Linked DNA regions of Homo sapiens: region 1 is linked to region 2. Evidence: chromatin contacts called from ENCODE Hi-C or POLR2A ChIA-PET data. All regions are on one chromosome and are shown on one strand. Each heading gives the region's core, a stretch centred on a gene start or an enhancer-like site at or near the end of the contact. The rest is flanking DNA. Distances are from core to core; before and after follow the strand shown. Region 1 overlaps WNK2 (WNK lysine deficient protein kinase 2). Region 2 holds the start of WNK2 (WNK lysine deficient protein kinase 2).

The links. A loop is a pair of places that touch in the nucleus more often than their neighbours do. ChIA-PET counts read pairs that join two places held with the same protein, here RNA polymerase II (POLR2A). Pooled maps may share reads with other maps.
Region 1: a map of gastrocnemius medialis shows a loop between it and region 2 (6-fold over the local background). The contact joins the enhancer-like site here to the promoter of WNK2 in region 2. A Hi-C loop is called at or near these places in 11 of 168 maps with a recorded cell type or tissue (HepG2, PC-9, Right ventricle myocardium inferior and 8 more) and 6 of 50 pooled maps. POLR2A ChIA-PET finds 5 or more read pairs at or near these places in 5 of 52 experiments (HepG2, Panc1, WTC11 and 1 more).

What each region holds. Positions count from the first base shown.
Region 1 is chr9:93,217,048-93,220,871 of GRCh38, forward strand. All of the region lies in intron 2 of WNK2 (WNK lysine deficient protein kinase 2), which reads left to right. Among named protein-coding and RNA genes, the nearest start is that of WNK2, 35 kb to the left of the region's middle. Within about 2 kb of position 1,701, at least 8 of the 41 ENCODE cell types and tissues checked have a DNase peak (open chromatin) inside an H3K27ac peak, as active enhancers do; they include gastrocnemius medialis, where a contact is called at or near this core.
Region 2 is chr9:93,181,537-93,185,635 of GRCh38, forward strand. WNK2 (WNK lysine deficient protein kinase 2) reads left to right here and starts at 2,603. Exons shown (of 30, transcript NM_006648.4): 1 at 2,603-2,849; 2 at 3,392-4,074. The coding sequence starts at 3,394.

The DNA of each region.
Region 1 (3,824 bases), core at 451-2,950, 35 kb after region 2:
TCCCAGGTTCAAGCGATTGTCCTGCCTCAGCCTCCCAAGTAGCTGAGACTACAGACGTGCACCACCACGCCTAGCTAATTTTTGTATTTTTAGTAGAGATGGGGTTTCACCATGTTGGCCAGGATGGTCTTGATTTCTTGACCTCGTGATCCGCCTGCCTCGGCCTCCCAAAGTGCTGGGATTACAGGCGAAAGCCACCGTGCCCAGCCCAAAAAATCTTTTAAGAAGATACTACGCCGCTGCCACGTACTGTGCACTTACAGAACATCTCAACCTGTACTGGCCTGATTTCAAGTGCTCATTAGCCACATGTGTAGCTACTGTTTTGGGCCGCACAACTTTAGTGGGAGAAGCAGTGCTGAGTGTGGGGTTTCCTTTTCTCCAGAAGAGTCAGAATGGTGGCATGAGGATGAATGGTGCTGAGGTTTATTTCAGGTATATGTGTGCTGTGTACCTGCCGTCTCGGTTGTGGTCCCCAAGGCTCTTGCCGCCAGTTCTGGGAGGTACTGAGGAGTCAGTTAATGGGATTGGGGTGCAGATGTGGGCAGGGGGGCCTAACCTCACCCCCATGCTGCTTTACCCTTCCATGGTCCTCCTGTGGCCCTGATCTCATGCTGCTGGGGCCATCTGTTGGTGCCCCCACTCCCCTGCCAAGCAGCCTGGTGCCATTCCTGGCTTAGAGGGACACCACAGATGTTTGTGCCTGGGCACATGTTTATTCAGTGGACATCTTGACCTGAGGCCAACACCGGCCTTGAATCCTAGTAGCCTGGCCTTCAAGGTCATCTTAGCTCTTGGTGATAGCTTGGGCCACCTAGGGCCTCTGGGGAGGAAAGGAAGTGAGGCCTAGGTGACTTCATTCTGGGCGTAGGCGTAGAAGACCAAGCCAGAACCAGGGCCTTGTACAGTAGCAGGCACCAGAATGCCCAGCCCTTCCTCATTGCCCAGAGCTACAGGTCTGGGTATTTCCCTACGTTGGGGGGGTGGGGTGGGGGGAAGGGCCTGCCTTCGAGGGGCCACAATATTCCACAGACTGTTAGACCCTCACCCACTGCCACCTTGGGGTGCCCTGAGCCTTTGAACCCTGTGTGGGGGCAGGGCAGCCGCAGGAAGACCCCAGTAGCTTGGCCTCTACAGCTGTCTCCTCAGAATTCTGTGGAACTCCACAGGATTCCACAGGCCTTGCCCTGGGGTGCCCCGCCTGCCCCACCCCACAGGAGCTGTTCTTGATGGTGGAGCTGCTAACCCTGCTGACCTGTGTCCCTGGTGCTATCCAAATCTATCTTTAGGTGTCCCTGCGGGAAGTGGCCATGGGGTGGGGCTGGCCCTTTCTAGAAACCAGATACATGATGTGGTCAGATGCAGGGGTGGCCGCCTGGCCTGTGCCCGCCGGGCTCCCAGTTACCTTGGGTGAGTGCCGATGTGTTCTCCTGGGGAGGAGCCAGGCCTGCAATCAGGAAAGTTTTTGTGGTGGGATGGCCCCATGGGGATTTCTCTTCCTCACTTGTGTGCCCACTGGGAGGGCCCCATTTTCATTTCATCCTGGGGTGGTCGAACCACTGCTCTGGTCCAGGGCCGAGGGTTCGAGCAGACATTTCCCCGTCAGGAAGTAACATCAGTGTTCCCTTGAGAACAGGAAAGGCCTCCTCCTTTGGGGCTGGCCCTGCAGTGTCTGCTGCCTGCACAGCTGCCTGTCCATGTTGGGGGTGTGTGTCTGGGTTGTCTGGCTGTCAGGGCCAGGGCTGCCCCGGCTTCCTGGGGTTTGGTTGTCCTGAGTTGGCTGCACCCCTCTGCCCCAGGGACCCCTTGCCTGGCTCTCCCTCTTCCCCCTGCCTCCGAAGGAGAACAGACGGGCGTGGGGAGCCTGGATGTGACAGGTTGGCTCTCAGGACTCATGCAGGGCCAGGGCAGCCTGCTGACCTCTGGCCTTGGAGAGGAGGGTGGCCACCCAGTGACATGGCACCAGGACTTGTGGCTGAGACCGGGGCCAGGCCTGTGTCCCTCTGCCCCTCAGCTGCCCGTGTTAAGCCCACCTGTAGACAGGAGAGGAGGGCACCTGGATGTCCCTGGAGGGGAGGGGCATGGGTTCAAGCTCTCTTCCTCCCTCCAGCCTGATGGCAGGTGCCTTGGCACGAGGTGGCCCTCTGACAAGGTAGCTTTCTGAGCCGTTTCCCCTAAATGTGAATGGTCTGTATCTACCAACACCCCCAGTCCCATTGGTCAACATGCCGTGGGCGGGGCTGGCCACTGTCCTGGAGGGCCTGTGGCAGCCCTGGGTGATGCCCGGCTTGAGTCCCTCCTGCTCCTCTCTTTCAAAAAGTGCACACAAGGACAAATGCTCATCAGTTCTTCTGACCACAGTAGGGATACCTGCATCCAAAAGTGTGGATATGGATCCTAGGGAGGAAGCCCTTTCCCTTTCCCCTCAGAGACCCCTAGTGTTAAGGATTAAGTGTGGATTGTTTCCAAGTTTGTCATTGGCTTTTAGCTGGTGGTCTTCATTTAAGGATGCTGGTCCTTGGGGAGACCCCTGTCCACAGAGGGCTGGGCAGGCGCCTACTCAGGGTAGTGTGGGCCGAGGCTTAGCCCATCTGGGACACGCAGTGCTGAGAGTGGGGTCGCTCAGGTGGAAGAGGCTATGTGGGGGCTCCTTTGCTTTTATGGAGCTCTAGGTCAGCCCTGCAAGCTTTAAAACATTTATTTGGAAATAAAACACCCGTATGCCATGTGCCCAGCTCCACCTGTTGCCACCAGCTTGCCCACCTGCTTCCTCGCTTGGGCTCTGTCATTTCTGATCCAGGTGAGTGCAGGTGCAGATGGTGGCACTGGCCTTGGTGCCCTGCCCTGGAAGCCTGGAGAGTGCAGGCGCATCCAGGCCCCACCCTGCTTAGCGCCGGGCTCCTCCTGGCTGGGACATCACCTGGTGTTGGAGGCCTGGGGACCAAAGGGGATCCTCTCTTCCTCCAGGACAGGGTTCCCTGGCTGCAGGGTTGTTGGGGAGGGAGTCTTGGTTGTTTAAAGTGGTTCCCCCAGGGTGTGAATGAGCATAGGTCCTGTCTGCTTGATCTGCAGTGGGCCAGGCCTCCTCTGGAGGCAGGTGTACCACCCAGAGCCCACGAGGGTGTACACAGGGTGCATATTACTTGCTGAGGGCTGGACACTGTGGGGGATGGGTGCTGCTATCTGCCCACTACACAGATGGGGAGCTGAGCTCAGAGGCAGGGTTAGTGTCTGAGCCTAGGTTCCACCCCGTCTCTCTGATTGGAATAGCTTTTCCTGTTCTGTCCATGCTGCCCAACACCAGTGCAGGACGGGACATGGTAGGAAGGGGCCGAGGGTGAGGTTGGCTGTGCCAGCTGCGGTTCTGGGCAACTCTACCTGTCAGCACAGCCGTGCACTAACCCTGAGGAGACCTCCGACCTTTCCTGTTTTGTGAAGGGGGATGGGGCCCAGTGAGGTAGAGTTGATGACCCTGCAGCCCAGCCAGGAGCTGATGGGCAGAGAGACTAACTGGATGGCGTGTCACTGCTGTTGTTGGGCAGAGGGTTGGGTCTCCCTGAGGCCCTAGCTGGGGAGACCTCCATGGGGTGGCCTGAGGAGGGGGCTGGGGGCTGTCCAGCCCTGGTGAGGTTCCTGTTGGAAGGAAGGACCACATCTGGTCTGTGGACTGTGAGGCTTCAGGTCCCGGGAGAGGCTTTGTGGGTGTGGTGGGCCCGGGGAGTGGGCACCTTGGGAAGGCTCCTGCCTGCCCGTGCTGCCCCAGCATCAGACCCCAGGTGGTCCACAGTCCTGTCAGCTGCACCCTGTCATGGTTCATTGCCTCA
Region 2 (4,099 bases), core at 1,353-3,852:
ATTAGCTGGGCGTGGTGGTGGGCGCCTGTAATCCCAGCTACTCAGGAGGCTGAGGCAGGAGAATTGCTTGATCCTGGGAGGCAGAGGTTGCAGTGAGCTGAGCTGAGATCCCGTCACTGCACTCCAGCCTGGGCAACAAAGTGAAACTCCATCTCAAAAAAACAAAAACAAAAGCAGAAAACAAAAAACAAACCTCCAAAAGACAAATGCTGGCATCATGACCCTGGATCATGCAGCCTCAGGACACCCAGTAAAGCAGACTACAGTATTTATACTCCCCGTCTTAGCAGCAGGGAGATGGAAGCTCAGAGATATCCAGTGACCTGCCAAAGGGCATATAGCCAGTGCTGTGAAGTCCTGACTTCCAAGGTCTGTCCAAGGATCCCTCAGGCTCCATCTGCCAGGATCCCAGGAGCTGCTCCTGAGCCCAGCCTGAGATTCCTTGCAGAGGAAACTGTGACCTGTCCACTACTGACTTAGCTGTGTACCCTAATGGTCATGGGTTGGCAGAGAGAATGAGCTCTCCACCATGGGAGGTGTGTAAGCAGAGATGCGTGAATTCACCCCAAGGGCTCAGAGAGCACACAGTACTCTCTCAGGGACAGGCTGTCCCCCACTCCCCACAGCCTGGGCTGCTCCCTGCTGATTTGTGGGTGTAGCCATCCTTTCCCACGCATGTGTACAAGTGTGGGTGGGCAGCAGCCATGGGTGCTGATGAACCTTCTCCGATGCTGGCAGGTATTTTGCCCACACACTGCCAGTGTGGCCTGTTGGGAGCAGGAGGAGGCCAGATAGGTGTGTGCTGGTCTCAGAACACGCTTAGCTCTGTCCCATCCTGGTTTTCCCTTGGATAGGCTTGAACACACCCATCATGAACAGGTCTGTGGACTTGGTGCCCTTCCTAGATTGACTGAATCTACAAGGAATTGGCAGCCTTTTAAGGTGGGCAAGTCAGGATGATCAGCCCACTCTGCAGGGCCAGATACTGAGGCTCAGGAAGGACCAGGACTTGCCCAAGTTCACTCAGCTGGTTAGGGGCAAGGTTGGGGGGTCTTTAGCCTCCAAAGGGAAGACAGAAAAGATCCTTTTCCACCCCTGACCTCTACCTGGAAGACTCCTGCCCCAGGAGATGCAACTTAGATCCCTGTCCCTCAGGCCTCTCTGTCCTGCAGAGCTGGCGTCTGCTGTTTGGCCTCCTCCTCGTGTGAGCTCTGGGCTCATGCCAGCGGACTTGAGCCCCGGAATGAATGCCTGTCTCACACGGTAGATTAGATTATATAAATAACAGGCAAGTGCCAAATGCATAGCCCTACACCTAGCACACTATTTAACCACTGGCTCTCTGGGGAGAAAAGTCCTGATTTGAGGTGTTTGCCAATTTCCGCAGTGTAAATACTCCCAGCATTGCTGACTTCAGGCTACAGGGTGGCATTGCTGAACCCAGAGCTGGGAAGGGATGTTCACTGTTGCCCCTCACAAATTAGTTTCAGCCAGTGCCAGTGCCCAGCGGGGCTCCAGGAAGTCCTGCTTCTCTGGGTAACAGTTGGCCTGGCATATTCTTCCCTCTACATTGTGAAGGTGAGATATCGCCTCTGCTGGCTTTTATGCCACATGAGTTATTTTGTGCCAGGGGCTCCAAGGCCTACAGGCCCACAAGCATCTTTTCATCTCTGGAAGTGTGTGTGTATCTGATGGGGGTGCCAGCCCAGTGGGATGGGGACTGAGATGAGAATACTCTGGTATCTCCCTTGTGCCTCAGTTTCCTCACCTAGGATCATGGAGGCTGGGGTAAGGGTGAAGTGTTAGCTCAGGGCATTGCCTGGAGCAGGGCTCAGAACTTAGCAGTATGGTTACTGACACAGGTCACCTGCTGCATTAGGGCCAGAGACGCCCAAGAGAGGGCTTGTCCGTGGGGGTCTAGAGGAGGAAGGAGCTAGAGATCATGGAAGACTTCTCGGGAGAGGTGGCATCTGGCAGAGGTGGGAAGGAAGAACACTTTGGGTCAAGGGGCTTCTGGAAGCCTCTCCATATCCCATCCAAGGCATTCCAGCTCAGCTTCGGTCTTGAAAGTTCTGGGATTTAGAGCATATAACTTCTGCCTTTGGCGCCTCAGTTTGCTCTAGACTGTGAAATGGGCATAATGATCACCAGTGCCTCCCTGGGTGATGATGAGGTCCTCATGGTTCCTGGTGGTGAAGTGAGGGCAGGAAAGGACACGCTGAGCCCCACCAGGCTTAGCCCCAGGCTGGGCTCCCGAGGGCGGCGGTACCCCTGGTCCTTTTCTTCCTAGCCTGCCCATTCTGTCCTGGCACAGGGCCTTGAGGTCTAGCGCGCCGGGCTGCGGCGTGCTGAGGCGTTGAGCCTGCTGCCTCCTCTCAGGAAGAAACGGGGTCCTCCGCAGCTGACAGCCCTGCGGGGCGTTCCAAAGAACTTCAGAGGACAGGAGCGCTACCTCGAGCAAAGAACCGCGGGTGGGAGCCCAGGTAGCCGGCCCGCAGGTGGCCGCGCGCGCCTGCCAGTCAGCCAGCCCGTCCGCAGCCAGGTGGGCGTGCCAGGCCCAGCCCCCTGCGCCGGTCCGGGGCGGGGCGAACGGAGCCCCGCCCTCCCCGCGCGCCGGGTCGGAGCCGGTGCGGGAGCGGAGCCGCGCGAAGCCGGCAGGAGCACGCGGGAGCGCGGCCCCGCAGTGGCCCGGCCCGAGAGAGCAGCGCGCAGGAGCTGGAGCGGCGCCACGGCCCCCACCCCAGCGCGGACCTCGCCCGGAACTCGGACCCCGTCCTCGAAGCGTGATCTCTCCCGCCTCGCACGCCCTGGCCGCCGGGCCGCGGGCATGGACGGCGTCCGCTCGCCCTGTGAGTGCCGAGCCTCCCCTCAACGCCGCTCGCCGCCTTTGTGTGCGCGCCGCGGCGCTGCAGCCCCCTCCCCGCGCGCCCCTCCCGCGCCCCGGGCCCGCGTCCTTTGTGGAGCCGCCGCCGGGCCACTGCCTTCCTCCCACCCCCGGGCTTCCCTATCCCCTTTACAGCTGCCTCCGGGACAGCCTAGCAGAACCCTCCTGGGCCAGGGCTGGGCAGGGCGCGAGATCCCTCTGCCGGCCTCCGGGGCCCTCAGGGACACCCTAGCAGGTCCTCTCTCCCAGGGTTCCAGGGACACCACAGGCCCGTCCCTCTCCGCAGCCTGGGGCTGAGCAGGGCACGGACCCCTCCTCCCCAACCCAAGCCTCTGGTCCCGTCTGCAGCCCCCCTTTCCCAGGGCCCCCAGAGACGGCCCCCGCAGGCTCTCTCCGCGGCCGGGGCTGGGCAGGTTGCGGGCTTAGGGCGGCGTTGTCTCATCCGGCGGCCTGGGCAGGTGCGGCAGGGCCGGCGCTCACGCGGGCCTGTGTGTCCTTGGCCCACAGAGATGGACGGCGATGGCGGCCGCCGAGACGTCCCCGGCACGCTGATGGAGCCCGGGCGCGGCGCGGGGCCCGCGGGCATGGCGGAGCCTCGGGCGAAGGCGGCGCGGCCGGGGCCCCAGCGCTTTCTGCGGCGCAGCGTGGTAGAGTCGGACCAGGAGGAGCCGCCGGGCTTGGAGGCAGCCGAGGCGCCGGGCCCGCAGCCCCCGCAGCCCCTGCAGCGCCGGGTGCTTCTGCTCTGCAAGACGCGCCGCCTCATCGCGGAGCGCGCCCGCGGACGCCCCGCCGCCCCCGCGCCCGCAGCGCTGGTAGCGCAGCCGGGAGCCCCCGGAGCCCCCGCGGACGCCGGCCCCGAGCCCGTGGGCACGCAGGAGCCCGGCCCGGACCCCATCGCAGCCGCTGTCGAAACCGCGCCTGCCCCCGACGGCGGCCCCAGGGAGGAGGCGGCGGCGACCGTGAGGAAGGAGGATGAGGGGGCGGCCGAGGCGAAGCCTGAGCCCGGGCGCACTCGCCGGGACGAGCCCGAAGAGGAGGAGGACGACGAGGACGACCTCAAGGCCGTGGCCACCTCTCTGGACGGCCGCTTCCTCAAGTTCGACATCGAGCTGGGCCGCGGTTCCTTCAAGACGGTCTACAAGGGGCTGGACACGGAGACCTGGGTGGAGGTGGCCTGGTGTGAGCTGCAGGTGAGGGTGCCCCAGCCCGCAGGGG